Regions from separate parts of the Homo sapiens genome. Here regions 2 and 3 are each linked to region 1. The links are chromatin contacts, found by Hi-C or POLR2A ChIA-PET in ENCODE. All regions are on one chromosome and are shown on one strand. Each heading gives the region's core, a stretch centred on a gene start or an enhancer-like site at or near the end of the contact. The rest is flanking DNA. Distances are from core to core; before and after follow the strand shown.

The links. A loop is a pair of places that touch in the nucleus more often than their neighbours do. ChIA-PET counts read pairs that join two places held with the same protein, here RNA polymerase II (POLR2A). Pooled maps may share reads with other maps.
Region 2: a loop to region 1 is called in a map of gastrocnemius medialis, with 2.9 times the contacts of the local background. The contact joins the promoter of TSPAN7 here to the enhancer-like site in region 1. A Hi-C loop is called at or near these places in 2 of 168 maps with a recorded cell type or tissue (breast epithelium and gastrocnemius medialis) and 3 of 50 pooled maps. POLR2A ChIA-PET finds 5 or more read pairs at or near these places in 2 of 52 experiments (T-cell and WTC11).
Region 3: a map of gastrocnemius medialis shows a loop between it and region 1 (2.2-fold over the local background). The contact joins two enhancer-like sites. A Hi-C loop is called at or near these places in 8 of 168 maps with a recorded cell type or tissue (Caco-2, HepG2, IMR-90 and 5 more), 3 of 37 single-sample maps with no recorded cell type and 7 of 50 pooled maps. POLR2A ChIA-PET finds 5 or more read pairs at or near these places in 1 of 52 experiments (GM12878).

The regions. Positions count from the first base shown.
Region 1 is chrX:38,610,211-38,615,222 of GRCh38, forward strand. All of the region lies in intron 1 of TSPAN7 (tetraspanin 7), which reads left to right. Among named protein-coding and RNA genes, the nearest start is that of TSPAN7, 51 kb to the left of the region's middle. Within about 2 kb of position 2,086, at least 2 of the 41 ENCODE cell types and tissues checked have a DNase peak (open chromatin) inside an H3K27ac peak, as active enhancers do; they include gastrocnemius medialis, where a contact is called at or near this core.
Region 2 is chrX:38,558,519-38,563,530 of GRCh38, forward strand. It overlaps TSPAN7 (tetraspanin 7), which reads left to right and starts at 3,024. Exons shown (of 8, transcript NM_004615.4): 1 at 3,024-3,109. The coding sequence starts at 3,029. RefSeq lists an enhancer at 3,124-3,625.
Region 3 is chrX:38,647,932-38,652,943 of GRCh38, forward strand. The region is part of intron 1 of TSPAN7 (tetraspanin 7); the gene reads left to right. Among named protein-coding and RNA genes, the nearest start is that of TSPAN7, 89 kb to the left of the region's middle. Within about 2 kb of position 2,485, at least 2 of the 41 ENCODE cell types and tissues checked have a DNase peak (open chromatin) inside an H3K27ac peak, as active enhancers do; they include gastrocnemius medialis, where a contact is called at or near this core.

The sequences.
Region 1 (5,012 bases), core at 836-3,335:
TCATATTAACCCATTTCACAGATAAGGAAACTGAGGCACAGAGCAGTTATATAAGTTGTCCAAGATCACTCAGCCAGTGAGTGGCAAAGCCAGCAGTCAAACCCAGGTAGCCTAACTCAAGATTCTGTGCTCTTAATTACTTAGCTATGCTGCATGGCATATGTAAACATACACACTGTTAAAGCAGTGATGGTTTTTAGGAAATGTTAGCTTATATTTTCGACAGGAGGAAACTGGTCACTATTATTCTCTAATAGACCATATTTCTTACCTTTGACTGCGCATTAGAATCACCTGGGGAGCTTTCCAAACTCAACCCAGACCACATCCCTGACCTAGTAGCTCATTCTTGGAAGGTGAGACCCAAGCACCAGTAGTTTTTAAAGCTCCCCAGGTGATTCCAGTGTGCAGCCATGGTTGAGAAGCTCTAATCTGGGAGAAGAGTCATTATTGATGGCCAATATTTTATCAGAAACATCTGATGAAAAAGAGTACTGTGGCCATGTCTTGATACACTTCACTGAGTTTTCTCAGAGGTGAGCCTATTCACAATGGAGCAATCTTCTTCAAGTGGAGGCAGTTTAAGTCTGAGAAAAATTATTCTTTCTGAAGATGCTGTTTCCAGTGATATTTTAGAAAAGTCAAGGTATAAATCCATTGGTGTTAATGTAACGTAGCCAGCTGTTTCACTTTATTAGTCAGGTGAGTGGAATATAATGCTCTTACTCAAATCAGTGCCCAGTTGCTTTCGATTGTCTGCCTCTGAATTTTGAGTTGAATTCCAAAAGAGGTAAGAGAAAATCGGTGGGTAGGGAAGGCAGGCCGCATCTCAGCCAGATGGCTAAACAGCATGAGACTTGGGCTGCATCTTCAGTCCTCTGTGAATGCTGTAGAATGACTTCTTTCTTTCTTTGACTACACACGTAAGGAAAATATTCAGCACATGAGAATTTGGAAAGAGTTTTTCTGTTGGAGCAGCTTAGTGAAATCGAATAGCAAGATGCCTTTCAAGAAAAGTGACTTTTAGTCATGGTGGTATGCGCATAGCATACATAGTGTTTAAGGAAATTGACCAAACATGGGTCAGTAGTTAACAATAAACATTTCTGCTGCTTCATCTGAATCATGCTGGGAAAGTGAACCTGTTGTCTGGGGTATTTATTTTGGAATTGCCAGTTTGTTCAAACAAGACTAAGTCACGTTGGGGAAATGGTGAGAACAATCTCTTTTGGCTAGACACTTCGGTTTCAGAAGCCTGTCAGCTTGCAGGAATCCCCACTAGTTGAGGTGCATTAGGGCATTTCTCATGGCTGTATATGAAAGCTAATTACAGAGGGTCTTGTTTCTGTTTGTTCCTGCCATAAAGTGTCTTCTAGAATTGCTGTTCTGTGACTGCTGTCTTGGGCCATATTAAAGGATCGTGATGGTGGGAACAGACTGTCCACTGCTGTTATGGGGAACAACAGAGACAAATGGTATAGATTCTTGTACTCTTTGTAACATAATCTGTGACCCAAATCATCTTATAAATTGCAAAATGTATTGTAAATACAAAAGAATGTTTAGTAGATATAGGTACAATATAAAGAATAATTTTAAAATTCTAACGGGCCCACACCCCCAGTTTAAGAAATGGGAAAATAGCAGCTCCTTAAAGACCTTTCCTCTGTTCCCTTTCCCAGTTGCATAACCTCCAGAGATAACCACTACCCTGACTTGTCACTCATTTTCTTCCTTATCTTTTTAGCATCCAGAGTTATGTATGTATCCCTAAACAATATATTGTATGGTTTTGAAAACCAAGCAGCAAGCACAAACCTAGCTGTGCAAGGAAAGAGAGACATTGGTTTTGTTTGATGAAAGCCCACCAAGTCTCTGGGAGAAATCTGGCTTCTGCTTTCAGAGCTTATTGTGGGGAAGTTGGTGGGTAAAGCCTTGAGTGAATCTGAGGAAAAATGGGTCTCCTGATAGGCAGGACATTTGACAACACTTAGTGTGGAACTGGTACTGAGCGCCCAGCAGGAATGTGGTGGGGGCACAGGCTGCTCTGCGTTTCCTACTCTTCAGCTCTTTGATGCCTGCCTCCAGTTCTCAGAAGCCTGCCTTGGAGTGAAATGAGAGTCCTTTGCTGGTTCAGGCAGTGGAGAAGAACAGGAATCTCCTCAGCCCACGCCAGGAAAAGCAAAACAGAAGAAGCCTCATCCAGCTCACCCCATCATTGTTTTCAGGTTTAACGGCAGCAGGCATCTTGTGATGAAAGTTCTCAGTGTGCCCCTCTCTTGAGTCACATTGCACCAATCTGGACTGGTTGTCTTCTTTTAGTACACAGCTGTCATCCGGAGCTTCCCTTGGCCTCTCTCCTGAGTCAGAGCTTCTTTTCTTTTTATATCTTCTGTTTTGCTTGCTGGTTTTAGTGGAGCACTTCCAGTAACTTTGTGAGAAAGGGTACAAGGGAGGTAAGTTTTTCGAGGCCTTGCATACCTGAAAATGTCTATTCTACTATCATACGTGGTGGGAGTTTGGGAGTAGAATTCAAAGCTCTAAAGGAAAATTAATACGTTGATCTGTTGTCTTCTGTTTCTACTATTGCTGTAGAGAAGTATGAAGCCATTCTGATTCCTGACAGGATACTTAGGACCTGATTTCTTTTTCTCTCTGCAAGTTTATAAAGTCTTTTTGTCCCCAAGGATCTGAAATGTCACACTAATGGGCCATGACATGGGTTTGTTTTCATCCACTATGCTGGGCATTCTATGACATACTATGTGCCATTTCATTCTGACACCTCAATTCTTCAGTTTTGGGAAATTATTTTTGAAACATTTATTCTCCATTTTTCTTTTCATTCTGCAACTAACACTCAGGAGCTGGAATCTCCATAACAGTTATCTGATTTTCTGTTTTCTCCTATTTTTCGTCTCTTCGTATTTGCTCTAATTTTGGAGTAATATCTTCTAACACTTCTCTTATTTTTGATTTCTCATAATAATTTTCAATTCCAAAAGTGTTTGTTTCGGTTCTTTAGTTTCCTGGGTTAAAAAAATCATTTTCTTATTTTATGGATGTAGTATCTTATGTCTCCAAGGATATCATTGGTATATATTTGCTTAATTTTTCTCCTAGGTGTATAGTTTCTGTTCCCAGTGCTCTTTTGTTTGCTTATTTTGATCTGTCTTCCTTGGTAGAGGCTTTTCTCAGATGTCTGGTAATCCTTGGTTTCTTGGGAACTAGAAAGCTGCTCTGAAGCTAAGCAGGTTGGTGGAGCTTGTTGAATTTTTTTTCACTATAGAGTGATCTGGGTTGGGCATTTGTTGGGAAATACCTATGACAATATATCTTTAGATCTTTCACCTTGGGTTATTAGATGCCCTAGAGAAGCCTTCAAGTCTCCTGCAGGAAGGGTAGGTCTAGTGCTTAGTCTGGGAGCTTCTTGGGGAAAGAGGACTTGAGGGCAGTCTCTCTGCATTCAGGCTTCAGTGTGTATTTGGTCACTTAATGACCCTATTTTCATTAGAATACTCATGACCTGACTATGCCTCCCAGGATAGGTACCCTATGTTTTACCCTCTTTAGGAAATAATCCTTTGGATATTTTCCTGGCTGGGGAAAGTGCAGTCCCTCTGTGGAATGGAAAGGGGAGCTAGACATAACAGCTTCTCAGATGCCTTCCTTTCCAGCCTCTGCACGTTTGAGACCCCCTTATCCCCCAGTTTCAGAGGAGCCCTGTGCCCATTTTCAGCTTTGGTCACTGCTGGTTTGAGGTTTTTTTTTTTTCTTTTTTTTTTTCATCTTTTTCCCTTGCCTGCTGAGTTGGTTACCACTCATCTGTCTGCTTTGGAGCTTCCAAAATGTTGTTCCTATTGTCCCATCTCCTGTTCTCCTGAGTTTGTCTTTTAAAAAACAATTCCTTTACGTGTTTTTTATGGGGTTTCAAGAGAGTGAAATTAGATGCATGTATTTCCACCGACTTAACCTGAAGGGTAGAACTGTTGTTTCTTTTTTACATTATTGAATCCAGTACATTTTTGACTATCCAAAGCCCAAGGCTTCTGACCATTTATGGAACACCTTTGTGCCAGGTACTGTTGTTGAGTTCTTTTCATGTGTAGAGATGCAAGTAAGAATGGATATTATCCTTAGTTTACAAAAGACAAATTGAAACTCAGATTAAGCAGTGCATCCAAGGTCACTGCTAAAAAGTGGCAGTACTGGGATCTGAATGCAGTCCAAGATTTGTGTTTTGAAACCCTGTGAAGGTTTTTACCAAGTCCAGTTCTTCCCATACACCAGGGGCCGAGTTGAAATAATGCTTGTGAATCCTATTAAGATCTCTATGAGTTAACTGGACTTTGAAGGAGAAAACTATTCTGACATGTTTTGAGTTGTGTAACCTTGATTTACAAAGTGAATGGGGCACCCACAAAGTGTGAGAAGCACCTGCTTTCCCCAGCTGCAGGGACTCTTGCCTCCCTGCTAGCTTGATGTGTGGCTGAAGGTCATTCATGGGCACTGTTGTGCCGTCTATCTGGAGAACAAAGCATGCATGGTTTTCTGGCCCACCCAGTAGAATGTGTGTCTTATGGGTGATATTGTGCAGTAATGAAGGACTTATTTTCTATATGGCCACAAGGCTAGGTAACTCATTACCCATTCAGTGTCATGAGCACCAGCATCACATTTCCCTATTGAGAGTTTTGCTTTTTTTGCAACTGTATGGAGTCACTGATTTGCAAAATGAATACAGCCATAAATGGGAGCTGTAGAGTCTTTACAGATTTATTCTTTTTTTTTTTGTAAACCTTTGTCAAACCAAATTGTTCAGACCAAATTATGTATCAAAAACTGTTTGTTTTCAGCACTAAAGAGCTGCCTATAGCCTTAAGTATGGACTGGGTGGATTTGAATATTAGAGTATTAGAAATATTGCTAAACAATGAAATCTTTTTTCCCCTCGAGTGTTGAGGGGTGTTATCATTCTTGTAACAGGTTTCAGCTTCAGTGAGCTTTCTAAG
Region 2 (5,012 bases), core at 1,774-4,273, 51 kb before region 1:
CTGTGTGTCTTTGTGTTTTCCTATGGCCCTCTCCCTGTGTCTCTTCTTTTAAGGATATGAGCCCTTAAAAGTGCTTGGATTATGGGCCCCCACTACTCCAGTATGACCTTGTCTTAATTATATTTGCAACAACCCTATTTCCAAATAAGATCACATTCTGAGGTACTGGGGTTAGGACTTCAGCCGCACCTAGCCTGGACTTCAATATATCTTTTGGGAGGACACAATTCAATCCATAATACATGACAGACATTACTGTGCATCTGACTCCCCTGGAGATCTTGTTAACATGGGCTTGGAGTGGGGCTTGAGGTTCTGCATGTTCAAACAGCTCTTCCAGTGGATGTCAATGCTGCCAGCTCAGGGTTAGTGTGACTAATATGTTCTGGTTTGCGCAAGGCCTTCCTGGTTTTAGCAATGAAAATCCTGAATGCAGGGAAACCCCTCAGTCCTGGGCAAACTGGGATGGCTTGTCACCCTATATATATGTCATGGGCCACAATTGGAGAGCAAGGATCTAGCTACAAGCTATGTTAATTTATCTACTAATTACATTACTGAATATTCATATTTATCTTTATATTTAAATGGTTTATTTTTGCTAGAACAGTCCAAGTTTTCAAGAATCTGGACCTAAGAGATATTCCAAAAATGCTCCAAACTGTGAGACGGTGAGTTAGCTTAAACTGATGGGTGTCTTCTGTGAATGTCATATATTAACTCACCAAATTATCTATGATGCTTAGCAGTGTCACTGTTGGGCTGAACATTGAGATTTCTGACCTCTTTACAAAATAATTATACATGGCCAAGATCTTTTGATGCTAAGGATACCCACTGGGCTTGAAGTCTTCAGTATCCTTTCCCTGCTGCTGCAGCAGTTGGAATCAGCCTGGAGTCTGTAAGAATGAAAGAGAAAGCTCCTCTCTGAAGTTGGGTTTAAGTTCATTGCAGTATGGGGCAATGCCCCTCAACTCTTGCTTAATATTCAGACCACCTGAAGAGCTTCTAAAACGCGGAGCTTTCACCCCACACCAAATGACTCCAAATAGCTGGGATTGGGCACAGGCATTCATAATTGTTTTAAAACACCAGGTGATGCAAATGAGCACCCAGCATCGAGAATCAGTGTGCCAAGACCCCTTTATAACAGACACCTTGCTCAACCTGTCCCTTCTTTCACCTGCACCTATATTCCACCCTTGTATGCCCACATACCTTTTTGTTATAGTTGACAATTTCCTTAAACAGGTTCTCCTCTTCCTCATATTTTTGTCCTGTTCATACAGTTACCTTATTGACCTGAGACCACATATAACTGGATAGAGGTAATAATTACTCCTGTAACAACTGACCTTAGCAGGCTTTTCCCAAGCCTTATTGACTCTGTTTTTCACTCTTTCACAAATATGTATCCTTAACATCATCATCCACGATTGAGTTAACCTGTGATAGTGTTGCTGTTTTTGACTAGTCTCTTAGCAATCAAGCTAAATCTCCCACTGAATCTGTGTGTTCCTCTACAAACCATATCTGGGTGGAATGTACGTTTTTATTGTGATATAATTAATATATCATAAAAGTCATCCTCTTAAAGTATACAACTCAGTGGTTTTTAGTAATTCACAGTATTGTGCAACCATCATCACTATGTAATTCTAGAACATTCTCATTACTCTAAAAAGAAGCCGCTTACCCATTAAAAGTCACCTCATTCCTGCCTCCCACTCGCTGCAACCACTAATCTCTTTTGTCTCTATGGATTTGTCTATTTTGGATATTTCCTATACATGAATCATTCAATATGTGGTCTTTTGTGTCTGGCGTCTTTCGCTTAGCATATTTTCAAGGTTCATCCACGTTGCAGCATTTACCAGTAGTACTTCATTCTTTTTTGTGGCCGAATAATTTTCCGTTGTATGGAGGCACCGAATTTTGGTCATCCACTCATCAGCTGACGGATATTTGAGTTGTTTCCAATTTTTGGCTATTGTGAATAATGCCGCTATAAACATTCATGTATATGGTTTTGTGTGGGCATATATTTTCATTTCTCTTGGGTAAATACCCAGGAATGGAGTTGCTAGATCATATGCAAACTCTGTTCAACTTTTTGAGGAACTCCAAATTGGTTGTGAACATTATTTTTTGACCTCAATGCAGCTTTCCTTTACAGGAGGGAGGTGGACTGTACTTGTTAGCGCGCTGCAAATGATTCTCAGGCATATTAAACATTTTTCTGTATTCTGTTAAACATTGTATGCGCAGCAAGAATGACGCCTCATACAGACCTTTCTTGTCATTTCGTTTTATTATTTCAAAATGTAAGACAAATCTGAAAAATGGAGGAGCCTGCAGATACCTGTGGTGGCGAGGATTTGGGGTCTGTCTGAGCTCCGGCGTTCCTGCCCATCCCTCCAGCTGTATCTCTGGCCACCTGTCTGTTCCTGGCACAAACAAGGCCTGCTGGTTGCCAAGGACATGACTACGGGGCCATTTCCATGTGAGAAGGCCCTGGGGGGTGTCAAAATGCAGAAACGTGACTGATGGGCAGCGGGGCACCCATAAACTTCCCATAGCCAGGTGCAGGCATACCTGCAAATGTAACGCCCAACTGTGTACAAAGCAGAAATCTAAATGCCAGGGCGGACTGGGAGAGGTTCCCGTGACCTCTGACCCGGCCTCTAAATTCTCCCATTCCCTCCCCACTGTCCTGCCGCGCCCCGTGTCGCCTCGCCTGGCCTCGCCTGGCCTCGCCTCCCTCCTCCGCTGGGGGTCTAAGCCTGCGCAGTATTGCGAACGCGGGCGGCGTTTCCCGCATGCGCAGTCACTGCCCGGCCCGGCTTTTTCAGTAGGAGCCCCGCGCGGTGCGCGCTCACGCACGCGCACGGCCTCGCCTGCGCGCTCACGAGGCCTCTCGCGGCACGCGCCCCCGCCCCGCGCCGCCCCGCCCCGCCCCGCCTCTTCCCCCTCCCGCGCGCCCGCCCGCCGCCTGCCGCCGCCGCCGCCGCCGCCGGAGCTCTGTAGTATGGCATCGAGGAGAATGGAGACCAAACCTGTGATAACCTGTCTCAAAACCCTCCTCATCATCTACTCCTTCGTCTTCTGGGTAAGTGCCCACGCCGGGCCGGTGGCCGAGTCGCTGTCCATCGGTCCGTATGATGATGCTCTGAGAAAAGAAGTGGGGAGGAAAACCCAAACCAAAAATCAAATCTGGGACCCCTCTTTAAGGAGACAGGCGCGGGGTGCTGGGTCGGGGCTGCAGGATGGCAGGGTGCGGGTCGGGGCTGCTGGAACCCTAGACCTCGCTCCGCGCAGGCTGCAAGGGGCTGCGGAGTGTCGGTGACTGCAGGTTGTCGACCTTCCAAAAAAAAAATGTTAATGCATTAGTTTCTTTTATAATCTCCCGGGATAGGGTCAGCTCCTGGGGAAAGTTGCGGGTTTATTCGTCTGTTTTCCTCGCTGTACACCTTTCTCTCCCTTCCCCTACCAGCCGGTTCGCGGCGCCTCTTGGAGCTAACCTGTGGCGGGCTAGGAGAGGACACGGGAGCGTGGGGTTTAATCTCAGATTCCCAGTTATTCCTGACCCCACGGGGCTGCGGGAGGGAGGCACCAGAAGCACCGTGCCTGCCTGGCTGGGCAAGGGCGACCGAAGTCTCCCAAGCGCACGATGGGGAGCAGGCGTTGTCACCGCGTGGAGGCGCACGAAAGGGAGAGGGTCTTACATAAGCCGGGGGCATCTTTGAGGTTTCTTGGTGACCCAAGAGATGAGTCTTTGGATTCCTTTCCCACCTCCCTGCATCCTTACACTCCCTATCTGGTGGTTCTGTCACTGCATGAGCACAATCCGCAGCGCCCTGGCAGAGGGTCCCCTCCACTTGGTGATAGAGATAGCGCCCCAACTCTACTCCCCATCTATCCAGTGCTGCCGCCGGTCCTTGAAGCTCAATGCAGAAGGGTGACGTCACCCCTCAGCCAGGGCCGCGGGGGGCTGCGTGGTGCACCTCGCGGAGGGATGCGCCTTTCTGCGCGGGGGAGGGGGGAGGAGGAGGAGGGGGAGGAGGAGGAGGAGGAGGGGGCTCCAGGCTTGTGCCTTACCTCATCCTGTTTGGCAAATCATGGAATCAGTGCAGGGCTGACACTGCAGTGATTCACTGAGAGAGGTGCGTGGTACTTAAAGACCATTCCCTGTTATTTCTCTTTTCATGTCGGTGACCCCGTCTTCCCTAGTTCCTTACGCCCATAATCAAGCTACAGCTACCCCGCAGGGGAATGAATATCGACCCTCTTCCCCCCTTGTCCCCCAAATCTGGGTCATTTTAGCTTCTACGGCAGTCATTTTGAAATCTGAGGCTCTGTAGGAAAAGCCAGTTCAACCTTTGCTTGTTTTCTTCTTGCACCCCTCACCCCCGCCCCTCACCCACCACCATATATTAGCCCTATTTTTGCTTTGAAACTGGAGCACAGTGCTGTATGAGGTACCGAGAATCAGCTAGATGGCAAACCGGACTGTTTGCAATGGTCAAGGAAGAAGCAGAGATTTATTGAGGATCAAAAATATTCCTAATGCACCCGGACATTTCCTTATCGCTGGCGTTGGTGGTTCTTCAAGTCAGGGAAGGTATGGACTCCCCAGACCACACATACCAGGAGCTCTGCAATGAGCTAGGATAGATTAACTGGCATATTGCACAAGGCAAACACAGAAACGGACTTTATTTGGACTGACAACGACACAGGTTGAAATGTCTCAGTAGTGGAATTGTGAGCTATGCACAGATCATATCATCTTATGCTCTGCCTGTAAAAAGCAGTAACACATGCTGATTGCTGAAACTTCCCAGTAGCCATTCCTGGGAACTGGTTTAGCTTTTTATGTGTTTCCTTAAATCTCTTTTTGTTTGGCCCTTTATCATTTACTTGACTTCCTATTTGTTACTGGAGTGAATCATATTGGGAGGGGGGAGGTATTTTTATCTTCCTTAAAAATAAGGTTAACAGTGCACATGAAG
Region 3 (5,012 bases), core at 1,235-3,734, 38 kb after region 1:
CCAAGAAAACTAACTTATAAAAGTTCCTGGCATGGTGTAGTCAAAATGACTTGGCCTATGATTAAGGACATTGGGTTTTTGCTTTGTCTTGGTCCCTAACAGACTGTGGGACATGGGGCACTACTTAGCTTTCTCTGAGCCTGCATTCTTATCTTGAAATGGGTATGCTGATTATGTGAGCCTCATGGGATTATTATGAATACTAAATGGAATTTTATGAATGAATATACTTTATAAACTGTAAAGCAGCTTACAAATGTTAGAGGATATTTTAATTTCACTTGTTGCATAAAATCCAAGAGCCATTTTTCTTCCTCCTACTGTCTCTAATGATTATATAATAACATTTTTTCACTTATTCTTTTTCTGCTTGTGTTTTGAGGTTCTCCCTCACAATACACTCCAATCAAAATAAAGATTATTTGCATCACTACATGTGTCCCCTCCTATTATTCCTGACCCCTTCATGGACAGTCACTTTTAGGATTTCTATTGCTGTAGCTTAGTTGAGCCATTTACATTTTATTTATTACTTATAGTTGGGATCTTGCTCTGTTGCCCAGGCTGGAGTGCCATGGCACAATTATGGCTCACTGTAGCCTCAAACTCCTGGGCTCAAGTGATTCTCCTGCCTCACCCTTGGAGTAGCTAGGACTACAGGTGTGGGCCACCATGCCTGGCTAATTTTTTAAATTTTTGTCATCGTGACAGGGTCTCGCTGTGTTGTCCAGGCTGGTCTCAAACTCCTGGCCTTAAACAGTCCTCCCACCTCAACCTCCCAAAGTGCTGGGATTACAGGCGGGAGTCACCACACCCAGCCAGGCATCTGCATTTTAACTTTAGCCAGGCATGGTGGCATAAGCCTGTAATCCCAGCTACTCTGGAGGATGAGGCAGGAGACTCACTTGAGCCCGGGAGGTGGAGGTTGCAGTAAGCTGAGATCACACCATTGTACTCCAGCCTGGGCAAGAGCAAAACTCTGTCTCAAAAAAAAAAAAAAAAAGAAGTAACAGATGCCAATATTATGTTATTCCTGTTAGGTAAGGAGGGTCCCTGGTGTAATCCCAAATGTGCTTGCTTTTTTATTTACTATATTATTTACTTTTTAAACATTTATTTTTATTATACCCTCTAGCATTTTGGAAGGCACTTATTTTATATATGCTTGGTCCTTAGGCCCTTTCTTCACCCCAAATGAGTATGTTAACAGATTGTGACACAGTGTGACACCTCTTCGTATGCTGTATTGTCCACACTGACACATTTCTGATGACCGCCAAGCCCTCATTCTTGCATGGGAAGAGTCCCTGCTGCAGTAATGTTAGCCACTTGCTGAGCTCACAAGTCAGAAGGGGGGTGGTGGTTCAAGAGGTGTGGTGAGAGGCTCAGTGATGGTGAAAGGATATCCAAAGGATCCTGCCAATGCCATTGGATCATTTAAGAGAGACCTACTTTGAATGGTCCATAGAGTATGGTGAGTTTGGCAACAAGCCAATTCCTTCAAGATAGTGTCTTCATTTATTTGAAGTCACTTGGCATGTAGCCTTATGTGGTCAAGGACCTAAGCCACACTTTTGGGAGGAGCTGAGGGAAGGGCCTGGCCTCCTGAGAATTGCCAGTATTGCACCCTCCTTGTAGGCCCCCTGGTTAGCCAACCAGGGATTCTGTTCTCTCGCTGGTACAGGCTGCTTGTGGCTACCCGAGTTGGGTTTCCCCAGGGTCCGTTCAGGGCAAAGGGTTGTGCTGTTAATAGGTCTATCACCACAGTTTTCTGATGCTGTACAGGATGCAGTGTTTAAAGTCAGGCTGAACACATAGGCTGCTTCACAGTCCCTATCCTTTATTTCAGGAGGAAAGGGATAGCCAAGTCTCGCAGTGACAGGCATGTTAATCTGTGGGTTGCCCGGCTCACAGCCTTTTCTGACCATCTGTTCTCCTAGCACTTGCTGATAAGATGGGGCATTGGGACATGGCCTTGCCCTCATCACAGCTGATGGCTTCCGGGAGGTCACCTGACCTGAGACAGGCCCCTCAGATTCTCTCTTCCATGAATTTGAAATTTGTGTTCAAGGCTGCTCATCAGTCTCTGTTGGATGTTTGAATTGGGAATGCTCTAATGGGAGGCTTTTGGACAGAGAGAGCCAGTGTGCATAGATAGAGAAGAATGCAGCTGATGTGCAAGAGAAGTACATCCCAGAGCCCTGACTATAGGGAAGGGTAGCTCCTTTGGCTTCCTGTCCCAGGAAGTGCCAGCGGCTTGTGCTTCCCTACAGGATGCCCATGGCCCTCAGGAAGCCCCTTGCTCAAGGTGGCTTGTATCATCTCTTGCTAGTAGCCACATGATTTGTGGTTAAGATACTTTACGTTTGAATAATGCGAGGCAAAATGAGTTGAGAGAATGGTTTACTAAAAATAATATCAATTGATGTAAGAGGTCAGAATATAGCCATGGTGCCTGCTGGTCCATCCTGCCAGCAAGCCAGTGCAGTCCTTGGTCACAGTCACTCACAGTGTGTGCCAGGGCTTCAGACAGCCCTTGGCTGTGAGTGAAGACATGTGGTAAGAGCCAGGGGCTTTCCTGTGCCCAGGAAAGCATGTCCTTGGCCATAACTTGTGTGGAGCACAGGTAGGACTCAACCATTCTGGCCCTTCAATGCAGCTTTAAAGAGTGGTCACTGGGCCAGTCACTTTCAGCTGACACTGTCAAAGGGGAAGGATTTCTGCTTCTTGCTGAGAAGCCTTAGCTTTCTAAAATAAGTTGTTTTGGTGACTCTTGGGGAAGGAAGAGGCTTATATCACTGGTCTTTGAGTTGAGGGACCTGATTACCAGGTTATACTTTTCTGGACTTCTCATTTGTCTAAGACCACAACAGTCATATTTATTTCTAAGCACAACATGGAAGGAATGCAACAGCTTCTGATGCTGTTTCCAGACTTGACTATTGCATCTCTCTAGCCGTTTTTACATGTAAGGATCCCTGCCCAACCTCTCCCATCTCATGCCCTCTTAGCAACCTCAGAAACCAAAGAAAAATGCCCTGTTAATGTGTCCTTGATGAGAGCTATTTGCAAACAAAGCACTCTTTCTAGTCATATTTCATTATCAGAAATGTGATTACATATATATATATATATATATATAGTTAATAACAATCCCATGAGGGACTCATCTCTTTTTCAGGGAGCAGATGACTGGGGATGCAGATAAGGTGTACCCAAAGTCTTAGAATACAAGGTAAAAATGTCAGTAATGGCCGGATGCGGTGGCTCACGCCTGTAATCCCAGCACTTTGGGAGGCCGAGGCGGGTGGATCATGAGGTCAGGAGATCGAGACCGGCCTGGCCAACATGGTGAAACTCCGTCTCTACTAAAAATACAAAAAATTAGCCGGGCGTGGTGGCGGGCGCCTATAATCCCAGCTACTCGGGAGGCTGAGGCAGGAGAATGGCATGAACCCGGGAGCCGAAGCTTGCAGTGAGCTGAGATCACACCACTGCACTCCAGCCTGGGCGACAGAGCGAGACTCCATCCCCCCAAAAAGAAGTCAGTCATAAGAGGTATGTGGAAAATCTTAAGCACATTTAGAAGAGGATGAAATGATTATTGTCTTTGAGTGTCAGGAAAGGCCTCTTGGTGAAAGGACATCTTCGTTGTGCTTTGAAAGGCAGGTAGGACCTGGCTGAGCAGCGATGGGGCAGGAGGGCTGAGCAGGTAGAGCCCTGCATGTATCCTGCAGGAGCAAGCTTGATGGTTGTGTTGCCTCAGGGTCCAAAGTGTAGTTGTATTTGCCCCCATAGCCATGTAACGAGCTATGTAATTTTCTATAGGAATAGATCTCTGGTGCAATATACCATTACTAATAGCACCTTATTAGATACTTCCTCTTTTTAGTTCCAATATATGTCAGGTTTTTGACAGAATCCTTGTCTATATGTGAAAAGTATGAAGGTTGCAACTATAGTTTTTGTAAATTTATCTTTAACCAGCTTCACTGATTCTTAAAGTCATCCAGGATTTCTGACTCTAAGTGATGTAGAGTGTATTTGCTTATGGAAAATAGAAGAATTAAAATAATAAGGCAAATACTCCTTCCAGTGCCATATCCTCTTTTAAAGAACACAGCTCATTTTCATTGCAGCCCCATTACACTGAACAGGCTTTTCTCTTGCTCTTAATGTGTCAAAATTGTATGACCTATCGCTTCCTTTGAAGATCAAAGGAAATGAAACTCCAGATCTGGGAAAATGGTTTCCCCAATTCCTGTGCTGTTAATGCTCCTATTCATCCATGTATGAAAATCCAGGGAGATAATTGGCTAGCAAAGGCTAGCCAATTAGCTAGCACAAGTCTTCTGGGACAATAGTCAGAATGAGAACAGGTTTTGAGAAACAGTGTAACTTAGGCCTTCCTGCTGGGTTCCCAGTCATAGGACTTCTGTCCCATGGTTGCATCCAGAGTCTCTATGGGGCTGCCCAGAAAGCTGTTTACCTTCTGTTGTAACACCTCCCAAGGCAACCCACTCCATTTTGGGCAGTGCCTATTATTAGAAAGTTCTTCCTTGTAATGAGCCAAAAATCTGTTTCCCTATAACTTTCCCTAATACTGGCTTAAATATAGATTTTTGAGGACTGGCCTAGAAACAAGCCACCAGGTATAACATGGTTTCTCAAAGAAAATACATTTTGAGTTTCAAACAAGTAATGTATAAATAATCCAGAACACAGCCCAGTTCATAAAATGGAGTATGCCCAATAAGGGGCACGGGAGGCCCGTCCCAGGAAAGGAGAAGGGAAAAGGCCAGTGCCCCCAGGGTCAGTCTGTAGAGTCCGTTTCTTCCCACTCTGCGTTTACCCATGTTTCCTGGCTATTGACAATTAGAAACTGCCCAAGAAACCTCGCTGTGGAAATTGGTTCAGGGTACTGGTTTCCTCACAGCTCACTCGTAGGAAGCCCTTAGGCAGTATAAAGAAAACCAGGCTTCTCTTTAGCGTTCACCTACCTAGACGAGAGG